2 separate regions of the Mus musculus genome follow, and region 2 is linked to region 1. Evidence: chromatin loops called from intact Hi-C (ENCODE). Cell type or tissue: left cerebral cortex. All regions are shown on one strand.

Evidence for each region. Peaks named below come from ENCODE experiments on the same cell type or tissue, not always from the same donor. Only the 100,000 strongest peaks of a DNase experiment are listed, where the experiment ranks them.
Region 2: a loop joins it to region 1, with 2.4 times the contacts of the local background. A loop is called at or near these places in 1 of 42 quality-filtered maps.

What each region holds. Positions count from the first base shown.
Region 1 is chr2:128,964,315-128,972,314 of GRCm38, forward strand. Zc3h6 (zinc finger CCCH type containing 6) reads left to right here and starts at 3,088. Exons shown (of 12, transcript NM_178404.3): 1 at 3,088-3,522. The coding sequence starts at 3,491. In left cerebral cortex, a CTCF peak has its summit at 3,109; DNase peaks (open chromatin) are centred at 2,996, 3,547, 4,260, 5,359 and 1 more place; H3K4me3 peaks cover 2,482 bases; H3K27ac peaks cover 2,171 bases.
Region 2 is chr2:129,084,947-129,092,946 of GRCm38, forward strand. Ttl (tubulin tyrosine ligase) reads left to right here. Exons shown (of 7, transcript NM_027192.2): 6 at 4,048-4,191; 7 at 7,995-8,000. Gm46764 (predicted gene, 46764) reads right to left here. Exons shown (of 3, transcript NR_168333.1): 3 at 7,827-8,000. Among named protein-coding and RNA genes, the nearest start is that of Gm46764, 12 kb to the right of the region's middle. In left cerebral cortex, a CTCF peak has its summit at 216 (motif pointing left); DNase peaks (open chromatin) are centred at 229, 4,650, 5,091, 5,638 and 2 more places; H3K27ac peaks cover 3,721 bases.

The DNA.
Region 1 (8,000 bases):
AATTTGGTGAAAACTTTACTGGTGATAATTAATTCAATCCCATGTGTACAATAAAGCTTAAATCATGACTACACTGAACTCTTTGTAAAGTACATATGATATCTTCCATAAAGTTAGGTTCTATAGATTGACTATATGTGACATCTTCCATAAATACACTTTCTATAGATTGACAAGCCTATGGTAAGGTCTTGGGAGAGGAGAATCTGGTATGATCTTGGCCATACAGTTAGCTCAAAGGTAACCAGACTGACTGACTATTAACCTCATCTAATTCCAGCTTTTTGGGCAGATAACAGGTTATGCACCCTTCCCTTTTAAGGGACAACCCTGTGTGTTTAACATTCCTGCTTTCCCTAGTGCTTATCTGAGAGCTCAAAGACCTCTGTGGTTCCCACACACTAGTACTGGAAATCTCAGTGAGTGTAGAATGAGAACCTAGAATCCAAGGATTAGACTGGGAAAACAAACAAACACCCCAAACCCTTGTGTTGGGAGTTTAGCTCTTGTTAGAGCATGGGTTGAATATGTGTAGGATTCTGGAAATGTTTCCTATTCCAAACTATAAGTTAAAACAGTGTATTATTATAGCTTGTTACACAGCAATGAAAGCAGAAGTATCCGATTGTGAGGAGTCTATCAAAGGTGTAAGGTATCTATAGGGAAAGTCATAAAGTTCTATTACGATATCAGTTCCGGGGCTGCTGAGAACCCGAGTGCTGCCTGCCACCAAGCTCTGAATGTCTTGAGGTCAATCACCCAGAAGGGTGGCTGCCTCTGCCTGGGTGAGAAAATGGCGGGAGGAGAGAATGGCCTCCTGCAAGCTGTCCTTGTACTTCCACACAGCTGCCCCAACATACACAGAACGAGTGGCTATTATATACTCAGAATATTAAATATAAAAGAGTGCAACTCTCAGTTTTAAGTACAGGGATGGCTTTAAAAAATATCAATGAGCTCTGGTCACAGAATTTAGTAATCTCAGAGGTGAATTAAATTCTAAAGTCTACAAGCGATTTCTTTTAAAGAGGAAAGGGCTGAGCAGATTCCAGGTTATCTTCTATTTTGAGGTCAACAGAGGGTAACAAATGGCGAGGAAATACTCTTTGCGGATGATGGAAATGTTGTAGGTCTGAAAGGAAAGGTATCCTCGCAGTTGGGAGGCACAAAGTCACACAGTACAACAAACCTCACACAAGGGATTTATTGGGAGAGAAAACCGCAGGACTGCTGCCTCTGCTCAGGTGAGAAAACAGCCCCTGACTGAGCTGAAGGCAGGCCTTCCATAGGATTTCTTAGGGGGCGGAGCTGTCCAGTTTTCCAGGCTGAGGACTGTTGGGATTTCAAGTCCAGAGTTTGGTATTTTCAGGGATTGGTGAATTTTTCTGCTCAGGGATTTGTTGGTTTTCATGCTCAGGAACTGGTTTCTGTGACAAGCCAGGGACTAATGAGACTTCCTTTTCAGGGGGTGGCGGGATTTTTTTTTTTTTTCTTGTAGGGCACTTTCTTGGCCACTTTCATAGCTCAGGTTGCGAATGAATGACTGCAGTAGCCCTTAGAAGATGACCTTTAGGGCTGTTAGGGAAGTCTGGGTGCGGGGCCTGACTGCTTTGTGTTCAGCCAGCTGAGAGCTGTGGCTTTCCTGCCTTGAGGGTTTATAAAGTATATAAAGTTTACAAATAGAGTACACCACAGGGAATCCTTTCCTTGTGGCTTGAGTTGGCCTAGATAGCCAACAATTGGACCTTCCAAGTGTGTCAGTATGTTAATTTTGTCTGGAGGCAACATTTCAAAAGTTGTTTTTCTGAGTAAGCTAATGCCCAGAATTTATTTTGGTGTGCGTTTAAACTTCCAAACGAATTTGAAAACAGCAATACTCAAATGTGTACCAGTTCAAAGATTTTCTTTTTATTAAAAAAAAAAATCAAATTCAAATCCTAAATCATTATTTTAATGTCTAAGCAGAAAATGCAGTTGTGAAGAGCAGCTGTTACACCTCAAAAGCCTTTCACTGTTCCTAGTAAAACGATTAAATGAAGAGGCTTTACATTTTAGTTCCAAAAACTAATAATATTGCTTCTCTAGTTAAAACAGATGTGCCTTTTGAAAGTTTCCTATAATGGGCCGTGAAGATCTGTCAGGGTTCAAGTCTTGTCAATAGCTGCATTCAACTAAATAACTTTTTTTCTCTTTTCACATTTATCTAATCGCAATTGCTCTTTGAATGCACGTTATTTACACATCAAAGACAAAAGACGTCGTGTATTTAGAAATATTGGACATTTAAGCTTATCATTTTAATAAAAAAAATTAACTTTCCTTCAGAACTAAGTATACATTACTCATCATTTCAAGACTATTTCTGAAGGATATGGAAATACGTCTGAAGGCCATGGACATACGAAGAAATGAAGTCTTGTTCTTATGAAATACTCGAATGAATTCCACATCTAAACCGCTAACAGACACAAGATCATGTTTTAATTACCTCAATAGCTATTTTTAATCGTCAAGTAAGGACTGGGTGAATTTAGTATCAGAAAAAGTTGCATGGCAGGCAGTCTTCCTTACACTACGGAGACATAACAGCTACAAGTTTAAGGGCTTAAGGATGATTCCGAGTTCTTTCGGCAACAAAGAAAGCTTTTCTTTCTTTCTTTCTTTTTAACAAAGAAAACCGCCAGTCCTGGGTTCCTTTCTTTGTCGCGCAGTTAACGGTGGCGGGGTGGAGGGGGACAGTGTGATGAGTCCGGAACTCCAAAGCCTTAGACGACGAGTCTCGCAGGAACATCGAGAAATGGGCACAGAGGACCTGGTGGACACAGCAGGCCTGGCGGGGTGACCTGCCCCGCCCGATATAACTCCACGCGCCACCGAACCGCATCCCTGGCCTCACACCCATCAGATTGCTGCCTCCGCTGCCGCAGCGAGCGTATTAAAGGCCCGCCCCTGGAAGTGATTGACGGGCAGTTTCCTCCAATGGCTAGTGCGCTCGGCACCGGCGGGCTGGGAGAGGGCCGCGGCTCGCGGAGGAATTCCACTTGCCCTTTAGTCCCGGGCAAGGTGTTGCGGCCGGCGCCATTTTCTGAGCCGCCTGTTTCGGGTGCCGCCATGTTGGTGAGGAGAAATCACCGTTACGGCCACTGTCCAAATCCCCGCGTCGCTGCACGCCGCCCGCCGGCTCCCACGCCTCAGCCTCCGGCGGCGAATACAGACTAGAGCGGCAGCGCCGGCAGCGCGGGGCCGTTGCCCAGTCTTTGCAGTTAGAGCCCCATCTCTCTGGCGTTGGTTGTTAATAGACTGGAAAGTCTGTGTCTGTGTCGCTCACTAGTAACCGTGAGTTTTTACCACTTCGTCACCTGTCGGCGGCGGCCGGGGACAGGGTTGCCCGCAGGCGGCGCAGGGGTCCTCCCCGCGCCCCGCTGCCGCCGCCACCGCCGCCGCCGGCCTCCAGACCTGCCCTCCAGCCCCGCCCCGTTCTTGACCAAACATGACAGACTCTGAACATGCAGGGCACGACAGGTCGGGAACCCTTCTTGTCTGTCTTTCTGTCGGATGAGAGGAGGGGTCGGGGCGGCGGGAGCGGGCCGGGGCCGGGCGCCTCCTGCATGACTTAGACGTCTCTGTGTGGCTCCATCGGTTCCGTGACGCGCACCTTCGTCCACCGCCGCTGCCTGCCGGCCGCCGCGGGGGAGGCCGAAGCGGCCGCGCCCGCCTCCCGGAGCCGGGGTCGCCGTCGCTCTCGCCGCCCCGCCCCCGCCGGGCACGTGCGAGCCCCCCGCCCCTGGCCCGGCTCAGTCGTCGGCGCCACGCGGGCGGCGGCGCGGCTGCGGCCGCTGCCCGCCAGGCCAGTGACCGGCGTTGGCAGCCCCGTTGGAACCGGCCCCAAAAGCTCAGTAGTAGGCCTAGTGGATGTTTGCCTCCGACCCGAGTCTACCTCTGAAAATAAACATGTTTAGTTTTTTTTTTTTTTTTTTTTTTTTTTTTTTTGGAGGGGGTTGGGGAGTCTCTTTCCCTCCCATCCCCCACTCCCAGGCCATGTGTCTGCCGCAGTCCTATAACCTCCAGGAAAGTGAAATGGCAGTTTTTCATATTAAATACGTTAACACAAGTAGACTGCAGAGTTTTAGCTTTACCTGATTTCCTAGGTGCTAAATAAATATTTGACTATTTAGCTGAGATTCTCATTTTCCAGTTTTAGTTTTGTTGTGCTCTGAGAGGCACATTCTTAGCACCATTCAAAGGTTTGGTGGCATTTACAGAATATACTCTTGACATTGATAAACAAATTTTTAAAGGTGTCAGAGGAGGACTTTTATTAAAACTCCTGGTGCCAAATCTCATTCAGCTGATTCCTACTTAGAATATTGACTTGAAAGTGGACATCCTCACATTGCTTTGTGAATAGTCTCAGATACATTGTGTTCTAGTGTGGCCCATAAGACTTAAGAATTCCTGATAAATATCATATGCTTTTGATAAAGCATTACACTCACCTTCCTTCCCTAAATACAAAGGAAGCAAAACAAAACAACAACAACAAAAACCAACAAAAATCATTGAAATTTTAAATGCCAAAATATATGGCAACCTTGAAAGGGATTTAAAAAAATCCTAAGAACTTCACTAATGTAATGATAATTCTCTAGAAAGACATCAATGAAGCATGTAGCAAGGTTTAGATAGTAAAAAGTGCTCTTACATAAGTGCAGAAGCTTGCACTGGACATTTTTAATGATTTTTTAAAAAAGATGATACCTTTGTAGTTTCAGTGCTGTCAAATGGACCTAAGGACTCTTGTGTGATAGGCAAGTACTCTAACACTTGGCTACACTCATAGCCCAATATTGCCCTATTAAAAAAAGTTTAAAAGTGAAGGTCCTAGAATTAACTAATAATGTTGAGAAGTCTATTGATAAGCCAGTGACTTGATGTACTTAAAATTCATTAATATGAAAGGAAATCTCATGTTAGTGGATAGTGTAACTTGAATATGTAGAAATATGTATTTTACATAATAAAACGTGTCACCAAGTTTAGAAATCAAAATAATGCTTCTACAGAACAATGACACCATGGTTTTCTCTTACCCCCATCCCTTTTGAGAGGTGGTCTCCTTAGCCTTAGCTGGCCTAGAACTTGATATGTAGACCAGTCTGTCTTAGAACTCAAAAAGATCAGCCTGTCTATGCCTACAGAGTGCTGGATTAAAGGTGTGCACTGCCATGCCTGGCTGCTATCAGACTTTGAAAAGAGTTTGAGGTCCAGTGTGGTAATACATACCTGTAATCCAACACTCAGGCTGAGACAAGAAGGTGGCATGTTCATGGCAGCCTGCCCTACACAACAAACCCTGGGTTTTTTAGAAAGTAGAATTTGAAGTTTTAAAATACTGACTTAGAAGTTAAAATGAAACTTTAGTTTAAAGGATATAGATTAGTAGGAGGAGCAAATGATAAGTAGCAATAGTTTTGTTTTAAATTAGACCCAAAAGTATCTCAACTCAGTTTTAATTTAGCCAGTGTTAGGTGGTGTTGTGAATCATAAATATAGATATAGATGTATATATAAAACCTCTGACGTGGAAAGAACTACATCAAGAAACTGCACTATCTGTATGTGGTGAGTTATATGTATAATTCCAACACTCTGGAGGCAAAGGAGAATTGCTATTTGAGCCTAGGCTAAAGGAAAGAAGGAAGAAATCCCACAGAGCAGGGGGTCTACAGAAATGGCCCTTTCCAGGACTGTAACCAGTTAGCTTTGTGAACTTGAGTTTCTTAGTGGATAACAGAAGTGTTTAAACCTTACCAAAGCAGTGGTTTTCAGTCTGGACAGGGGTGCTTAAGGGCAGGGCAGTTCCACTGATGTGACTGGGGCCCATAAATTTTAGAAATTTCCCATGTAGTTATGAGCTGTTAGGTAAATGTTTCTCAGTCTTATCTAATCAGACCTGTTTGATACAAAATGAAGAACAGCTCATAGAAATCTGTAGGTAGGTTTGTGACTACCTGTATTTTTATAGGTTTCTAGTTGATTCTAAAGAAACTTGGGAGAAAATAATCTATGGATTCCTCAAGCAGTCCATGTTTCTACATTATAACTTTTATACTGTAATACATGTTTATACGAATTATATGTGAAAAGTATATAAAATTTTGCATAGTCTAGGTATTTTTACAAAGATTATTTTCAAGCACTTTTAAAAACTAAAATATGCATTCAGGAAAATAGTGAAATCTCATATTTATAACTGCTTTGACTTTATACAAATTAAAATAGAATGTACAAAAGGGAGAAGTTCTAAATGTAAATGAAATTCATAAAATATGTTGCTGCTTTAAAATTATTTTCTTGTACATGTTTTATATGGTGAGTGCTTTGTGTTTGTTTACTATAATATATATATGTAATATATATATGAAAAATCACCTTTTGAAACTATCTATTTGAGAGTCGGTGTTGTCAGTGCACACCTATATCCCAGCGCTCTGGACACCGAAAGGAGGAGTGCTGGAATGAGTATAAGGCCAACCTGAGCTATGTAGTAAGACCCTGTCTCCAAACAGCCAATATCTGGGGGATCCCAAAACAAACAAACACAACTATCTAGTCGGTGTGCTTTCCTTTAATATTTTTATGCCTGGAGCAAGAAGTATTTTTATAAGGTACTATAAATATAATAATACCCATAAACTTGTAGATAGGTAGAATGTTAGATTCTTGTGCGTAAGTCTGGAGCCTAGTTTCTAAACATAAATAAAGCAGAAAGAATTGAGAAAGTTAAAGGTATAATCTCCCTTTCACTCAGTTCTCTTTCATTCACTTCTCTTTTTTGTTAAAGATTTATTTTATTTATATGAGTACACTGTAGCTATCTTCAGACACAACAGAAAAGGGTATCAGATCCCATTACAGATGGTTGTGAGCCACCATGTGGTTGCTGGGAGTTGAACTCAGCACCTCTGGAAGAGCAAGCAGTCAGTGCTCTTAACCGCTGAGCCATCTCTCCAGTCCTTCATTTACTTCTTTCAGCCTAACTTCACCCATCTAACTTTATCCTTCATCTGGATGTTAACCCAAACAAGTTTGATATGATGCTTGATATCAAACCTATGGCCTCATGCCATTAGACAAGAGCTCTCTCTACCTTTGAGCTGTAATCCCAATCCTGCAAGCAATTGCTGAAGGTTAAATACTAGTTCCTGCCTCAGACACTTCTACAGCAGAATGGAAAGATAACGAAACCCTAGTAACTATTAGAGTTTTCTAAAATATGTTAATGGTAAAAAGTTACTCAGGGTCTGCACAGGAGGAAAAGATTTTAATATGAACCTAGTATAAGACTTTAGAGCTCATTTATTACTTGATAAGACATATGAATATTTTCCTTGAGTTGGAGGTTATTCTTTGTTCTTCATGAACAATTTCATCTTTTACTTCCCTCCCTTTTAGCTTATTTCCTCTTAAGCAGTAACAAGACTCCAGCAGGCCAGAAGGGTAGTAATTTAACAAGTTTCCTAATCTCCTAGTGGGTTGAAAACTTGACCAGAGACTGCACCAGAGTTTGGCCAAGTACCATCAGAGGTGTGTGTGGAGAAAGCACAGGGAAATGAAGTGACACAGTAGGTTCAGACACAGGGAAGGTGTTAATGCATAGACACTGGGATCTATTTGGAAAAATGAGGAAGAGTTTTGAATAAATTTAGGGCCAAACCCATCCCTAATGGGATATGGAGAGCACATCAGAATTTGTAAGCAGGACAGTAGTGCTCAGCTGTGTGTTGTTGGTATGCTGCCTGAGGGCCAGGAAAAGCAAGTTACAGGAAAGTGAGAAGGCTTTGGAGTTGTTTTTGGTAAACATTACGAATGTACTATTTAATAATTACTCCTCTACACATGAATATGCAGCAATAAAACATTACTAATATTTTATTTGGAGAGAAATAATATAAAGAGTTAAATATTAGATAAGCATTTGAGAGTGAGGTGAGTTCTGT
Region 2 (8,000 bases), 120 kb after region 1:
ACAACAACAACCACCACCTATTTTTGCTCATCTTTCATTTTGTTTTCCTTCTTGTTTCTTACGTTTCAGACCTATACTTTAGTTATAGATTTAGTTATAGGTCTGGTAATTATAGGATGGTTAGAATTCCTACAAGAGAAAATAAAATATGCAGAAGGAATCCCCACTCTAGGAGCCTTTTATTGGGCACTTTTGCGCCCCCTGCTGGCTGTTACCTGAAGTGCAGGGGTGCTCTCCTGAATGATGCTCACAACCATCAGGTTCTCTTTTTCCCCAGCCAACCTCCTGCTGGCTCCCACTATAGTCAAAAAAAGGTGCACTGCCTGCAGCTTCAGTCAATGAAAGCCCTTACTCATCCTGACCTCCTAGCAGATAAAAGGTGTGGTGTGTGGGTCAGATTGCACCACTTGCCTTTTTAGCCTTTCCTGTTGTTTCCCCTTTCACTAAACTTCTGACTTTTAAAAATTATGTTTTAGGGAGCTGGAGAGATGGCTCAGTGATTAAGAGCACTGACTGCTCTTCCAGAGGTCCTGAGTTCAATTCCCAGCAACCACATGGTGGCTCACAACCATCTGTAATGGGATCTGATGCACTCTTCTGGTGTGTCGGAAGATAGCTACAGTGTACTCGTATACATAAAATAAATAATTCCTTTTAGAAAATTACATTGTTTAAATATAGTTTAATCAAAACACTTTTAAATGAGCAAGGTGTGGTGGTGTGTTTATCAATCTTGAGGCACCAGAATCGAGGAGAGTGGAACAGACACGTGGGCAGATTTACATCTCATGCTACAGTCAGCTCTTTTCAGCACGTCAGACAATTTATACTGTGAGGGTTGAGAAGAGTCACCTGAATAGAGTGTATGAAAGACCCACAATGTGAGGACTCCCCCACGTTCTGACTCAGGAGAGGCGACACCCCGAATCACTCACGAGAAACGGTCTTGCTGCAAACTGCAAGAGGACTTTTATTCAAGAGCGCTCTTGGGCCTACAGTCATACACCACGCAGGGGTAGAGGACAGTAGCGCCCCGAGTAGCTGGGTAAGGGGGTATTTAAAGGAAGAAACCACAACTCAAGGAGGTGGGGAGGGCATTGTTGGAAAATACCAAAAATACCAGTTAAGAGTCACAAGGAAGTGCAAAGTCACAAGAGTCACAAGGGATACCAGGTAATTGTGGGGGTTATTTCTCAAGACAGTTTCTAAGAGCCCCTAACAAAAGCACCTTTGCATAGTGGGTTCCAGCAATGGTCAGGGTGGGTCAGGGTGACTTTCTTTGAGTGAACACTCCATGAACCCAGGAAGAGGGTGGATGGAGGAATGTCGCTATCTGTTTTATGATTAGCATACCTTGGAGCATTGAGTCACAGAGGTCACATTCTCAAGCCTGGGTCTAAAGGCCTAGAATTTTGCTTTTACCTTATACTTTTTCATGTACAGTCACAAGGACAAGTCGCACGAGGGGAAAACATGCTTTTCCATAGAGGCATATAAACAAATAACAATAGCCAGATGTAACGTATAATCTAATGTAAACTCACTCCTATCTGCTACACCTGGGAGAAGCAGGAAACCATAGTCCAAGAATACTCGTGGGTTTTGAGTAAATTGAGACTCTTGTCTTCTTGGTGTTTTCTCACAAGCCCTCAGAATTCTCCTCGATGAGTCCATTCTTGGATATCTTTAATCCCAGCACTTGGAAGGAAGAGGCAGGTGGATCTCTGAGTTTGAAGCCAGCCTTGTCCACATAGAGAGTTCCAGGCAACCAGAGCTACATGAGATTCTGTAGCCAAAACAATGACAAAGAACAAAAGCAAAAAACTTCGCTTAAAGTACTTTTTCATAGAGAAAACGCTTTAAAATGTTTAATAGAGTGTTCTTTCTTACCTCTCCCATGCCTGGTTTTGTTTGTGAGGTTTTGTTTGTTTGTTAGGCAGGGTTTCTCTGTGTAGTCCTAGCTGACTTGAAACTCACTCTATAGACCAAGCTGGCCTCAGACTCAGAGACCCACCTGCCTCTGTCACCCTGAGTGCTGTTGGGTTTTTTTGTTTTATTTTGTTTTGGTTTTTTTAAAAATTTTTTTTCATTTGTCTGTGTATCCCATGTGTGTGCAGTTGCTGGCTAAGGCCAGGAAAGGGCATTATGTCTCTTGGAGCCAGAGTTAACAGGTTGCTGTAAGCTGCCCCAGTATGGCTGCTAGGAACTGTACCTGGGTCCTCTAGAGGAACAACAAGCACTCTTATCTGCTGAGCTGTCTCTCCAGCTCATTGTTTGTTTTGAGATAAAAAAAATTTACATAATCCAGATTGTCCTTGAACTCAAGATTCCTTCTTCCTCAGCCTCTTGAGTGCCAGGGTCACAGATGTGCCATTAGACATGGGTTATCAGCAGGTGTTGGTGCTACAAAATGAAACTATATGGTGGCACTTTCATACATGCTGATAACGTACTATGGCTATACTCACCCTGTCCCCATTTCCCCACCTTACTAGTCTTTTTAACTCCTAAGTAATATATGTGTGTTTATTGGCATCAATGGTAAAGAATCAATGGTGTGCTAGTTCATAAGAACAATGTTTATTAAATTTATTAAATGATGCCTAGATCTGGTTGTGGAGACACAATGTTTGCTGAAGGAGGCAGAGGCAGGGGGATCATGAGTTCAAGGCCAGCCTGGGCTGCATACACATTTAGCTGGGCCTGGTGGCATAGGCCTTTAATCCCAGTATTAGGGAGCCAGAGGCAGGAGGATCTCTGTAGAGTTCGAGGTCTATTTGTGAGTTTCTGGACAGTCAGCACTACTTAGAGGTCACATTGAATATCTTATCTCTATGAACAGTCTAAATGCTAGGTGGGAGTAGCTACTATTTCTCCTGACTTTGTAGATAAGGAAACAAAGCTGGCTTAGGAAATTCATTTGAAAATGTAGTAGTATACATCTATAACCCTCTGGAGTCATCTGAGGGTTGCCATCAAGTTCAAGATAAACCTGGTGAGTACTAGGCCAGCCAGGGCTATATAGCCAGACCAGACCTCAAAAACAAATGTCTAAGACTGTGGCCTGTTTTTAGACAAGATTGGGCATGTTGAGGGTAGTGTGACAATAGACCTGGCCTGTCTTTAGACCTCCTCTGTTTCTTCAGTATGCTTGAAGTCTCAATGTTTACTCCTTTCTGTGTTATTAAACTTTTTTAATTAAAAAAAAAAGTAGTTGGTGCTAACAAGAATTCTGTCATAGATTTCAATATTTAATTTGAATACTTGTAAATGTTCCATTAGCAGTAGTTGGCAGAAAATCTGGAGCTAGCAAGAGAAATCAATGCTGCCCAGAATTCTCTTTTTTTATGTATATTTTTATTTTATGTATATGAATACACTGTAGCTGTCTTCAGACACACCAGAAGAGGACACTGGATCCCATCACAGATGGTTGTGAGCCTCCATGTGGTTTCTGGGAATTGAACTCAGGACCTCTGGAAGAGCAGCCAGTGCTCTTAACTGCTGAGCCATCTCTCCAGCCCCCATGCCCAGCATTCTCTCTGCAACTTCTGCTTTACCAAGTGCCAGTCTACTCTTCACATGTCAAAATACATGAATGTAGTCTAGGGTGATGGCTTGGTTGATAAAGTCATTTCAGCATGAGGACCCAGTTCATCCCCAGCACGCATGTCTAATAGAGCCTCGTGTGGTGGCTTGGAACCCAAGCACTGGGGATGCAGAGACAAGCAGATATCTGGGGCTCACTGGCCATTGGTAATTCTCACAAACAGCAGCAGCAACAGCTAGTGACATCTGCACTGATGGAGATTCATAGTGACTTGGTACTGAATTGCCTGTAGTGGGGCCTGAGCTAGCAGCTTTGACCTGGAACAGGGGCGATTGTATGCATACCTAACAATTCGTTTGATGAGTAGCCTTCTCTTGAATAATCTGTTGGTAAATTCATCAATTTAAAAAGACTATTAAGTTGAAGCCGATTCCTATGCACACTTGGTATAGGATCTTCTGATCGGCATAGCCTTATGTGTTCCTTCCTCCTCCCAGGAGCTGCCTCATGAGTGTGGAGCCCGCCATCAGCACCAAACACCTCCCTTACCAGAGCTTCCAGCTCCTCGGCTTTGACTTCATGGTGGACGAGGAGCTGAAGGTCTGGCTCATTGAAGTCAACGGCGCCCCAGCGTGTGCCCAGTAAGCCCAAACCCTTTGCCTGTGTTGACGACCAGAAGTTGGGTGTACACCTTGGGTAATCTGACAGGTTCAAGCATGGACCTTTGGTTGCTGTCAGGAAAACGTTGTCACAGTGAGGGGAGTCCTTTAGTAGACATGATCAACATGGCAGCCCTGCCTGGTGGGAGGGGCTTAGCTGAGCCATTTCCCTGTGGTTCTGTGCTACCAGGGTTTCAATTAAAACTAAGCTGGGTATAGTAGGTTAGACCTGTAATCTTAGTACTAGAGAGGCTGAGACAGGAGGATCACTGTGGGTTCAAGGCCATACTGGATTATACAGTAAGCCTGTGCCCAAGATGTTTGAATGAGATCCTGCCCGCAAATAACAATAAAAATAACACCACCACCACCCTAAACTGTTAGAGAAGCCCTGGCACCATCATGTTCATGTGACAAACTGAGTAAGCTGGCCTGTGAGTAAGAGAGACTGTGACGTTCAAGGGCTTCTCAGGCAGGTGGCCACACAGTAGAGTCTGAGCTAGGGTGTAAGGCAACAGGGCTCAGTCTCCCCAAAGGCAGTGGGGGGACTGTTCAGGGAGACACGGGGACCGTGCTCTGTGCTGTGTTGTTTCCTCCTGCCCCTTCTATTAAAGACCCCTGGCTCCAGAGCACTGTTCAGTCCTCCATCCTGATGTCTTCTACCCTCTTCATGCTCCATGCCTCCTCCCCTGCATGGCTGTGGGGCTCACACACACACACACACACACACGCGCGCGCTCATGCACACGCACACACCCTGCTCCCTACATGAACCAGTCCTTGGACTACAGCATTTCCAGGGCTGTCCTGTCTTCTTCCAAGAAGTATCCTTAGAAATGATGGTTCCTCCTTTTGTCCTCATTTCTCTGTGGCAGCTTTGGAGGAGGCCACCTCCCTCTTGCAGAATCTTTCTTCTCTTTGGCTGATTCAGGCCCTCGTATATCAGATAGGGCTGACTATGGGGTCTGTGAGCAAGCTGGAGTCTCTCTTCCTCACCAAGGACCTCAGGTTCTGGTGCTGGGTGGCCTGGGCCTTCTGTTCCATCTCCTGTGTGTGTTTTTGTTAAACTTCATAATAAAGCCACCAAATTAGAGCAGCTTCTGAATGCTAGGCCCGTGTCTGCACCTGCCTTCCCCAGGTCCTGAGGATGACTGTGGGTCTAAGGGGGAGCACCCACCCCCGTCCTCCTCCCCAGACTTTTCCGTGGCTAAGGCAATGGAGGAGCTGCCATCTCCCTCCTCGGGAACTGACACCCTGCTTCTGCTCCCACAAGCCCAGTCTGTGGGTCCTGTGAACTCTGCCTCTGGCCTCCTTGGTCCTCTGTCCCTTTGTGTCTGGTACCTTCTGTAATTGGGGGGAACTTTTGCAAAGAGCTTCTTCACTGGAATTTCTATTTCTGCACCACCCCCATAAAATCCTTCCTTCCCAGAGCAGCCTGTGTGAGAAAATAGAAACCACACCCCTCCCCCCCACCCCCACTCCCCGTGACGCTGCCGCCTCATCTCTCTCTGTCACCCAACCAAAGATGCCATTCCCTGTGACAGCTCTTACCCACTGTGGGTCTTTGTGCTTCTGTGACCTTCCTGTGGGGTCCCTGTCCCCCTCACTCAAGTTCCCTGTTCTCTACTCAAAGCTTTAGTATTTCTTCCATTGTATTAGTTGTTAACAAACAGCTGGTTTTTGTTTTCTTCCTGGAATGTTCACACCACGCACGATGTCTCCAGCTTCGTTTTGGTTTGGTTTGGTATGGGTTTTTTTGTTTGTTTGTTGTTTAGGGTTTTTTGGTGGCTTTTGAGTCTGCACCCTGGCTCTGTGCCTGCCACACAGTTCTCTGTGCATTTTCTTTGAATGAGCAGATGGTGCTTCCTGGTTAACAGTGTTTTCCGTTCACCTATCCTTTTCTTTCTTCCTTATTATTGTGTGTACAGGGACACAGGTGTCACAGCGAATGTCAGGGGTAGCTTTGTGAAGTCAGTTCTCTCCTTCCGCCTTTACGTGGGCTCTGGGGACTGAACTCAGGTGGCCACACTTACGCTGGCTGCACTGTGCCTTTGCCTGAGGAGCCGTCTCACCAGCCCAGCACTCACCTGATTTACAGTGGCTTGGGTTTTAATTAAGTAGAAACATCTTTATATTGTCTCTATTAGCAAGAAATGTAATGCTTAAGTGCAAAAGATTTCTTTATATTGGGCCCAACCCAGATTCTTCTAGCGACGTGGTTTATTTGTGGATCCAGTGATGTGGGCCTAGTGGTGTGTGACACCTGTGCCACCCTGACTCTTCCTGTGCCACCGGGGTTTAAGAGGCCACCTTGAAACTGGCCCTTGCTCCAGCTCTCCTCATGGGAGATGCTCACAGCAGTAACTTATGTGCATGGCATATTTTTATAGCCGTGGTTCTTGGTGAACTAACATCTTCACTGAAGGGCTTCCATATCTCTGTCCCTTCAGCAACAGGAGCTTGAGTCATTTGGCTACCAGATTGTTGAAAATGGGACTAAATTGTGTAAGTGGGAGGGGCTGGGGAGTTGGGGAGTGGAGAGAGCATGGAGCAGGACTGATGAAGGTCAGCTAGCAGTTAGGACTTCCTAAGAGAGAACATGGAAGCATGGCTTCCTAGAGGCTTTCTAACAGGGTAAAATACAGACCTGGCAACCTAGGAGATAGAGGTGGGAGAGAAAGTTCTGTGATGGGGGCAGGGAGGGGCTGCCAGGTGAACATGTCATTAGACAACAGGGATAAGAATGGCATAAGAGAAACTCTTAGCCAGTGGAGTTGGCACACAGCGACTTCTGGGGATGAGAATGGTTAAGACCTTAGGCTAAGGCAGGCTGGTCTGCACTCCTGTCCTTTGGTCGGGCCTCTTGGGTTCCCAATGCCTCCTGTGCAAGTTGCAGGCATATGTTTCCTCACACCTCTGGCTTCTGCCTGCGCTAAGGGTCAGTCCCAAGCAGTTGGCTCTGGGGACTCATCCTACCTATGGAGTCCCACAAGGGAACCAGACAGACAACCTCCCCACACACTGTCATAGGGAGATGGGAGGGTCTCTCCTTTGTGTTCTGCTGTGCAGCCGTGGGTGTTAGAAGTCAGGGATGCTGGGGCGAAACCTCCCGTGTGCTGATTAGAATTACAGGAAAGGGAACTAAGATGATGGGGTTCTGTTGCCCCTAGGGGAAGTTAAGCCCACTGAGCCACATGACCTTGGGCCTACAATACGCTTGCTCTGCTCTCAAGTTCCGTTTCTCCTATGTATCCTGAGTTCTTCAGTCTTGTTGGTATAGATTACTGCTCCCCTCGCATACTGCCCAGCATGCGCACCCACACAGCCTCCTTCCCCTTCTCCAGACCCTCTGTCTCCTGCCTCTCCTTCCTCTGCTTTTCTACGCTGTCATCACTCTTTGTCAGATGACTCTTTATTTCCTGAGTCCCATCTCAACTGTCAACTCCACCAGTCTTCACTAGTGTCCCTTTTCTCTTAGAAGGTGTTGATTTTCCTGGCCGATGCCTACCCCTCCTTGTACAGCCTCACAGACAGGTGAGCCAGGCTCCTGATTCTACTGAAATTACCTTCTCTGCCAGTCATCAGGAGCTCCTTGTTCCCATCAAGGCCTTACATGGTTTATCTGTGTGCAGAGCCTCTTGTGGGTACTTTATTCACAGAGACGAGTTTTTCAAAAGAGGAATTTCTAGGGCAGATCGTCACTGAAATACACACACACACACACACACACACCATACCCAGCTTTGATGAACAGCCTCAGTGACATCTTTAACAACTTATTTCAGGAAACT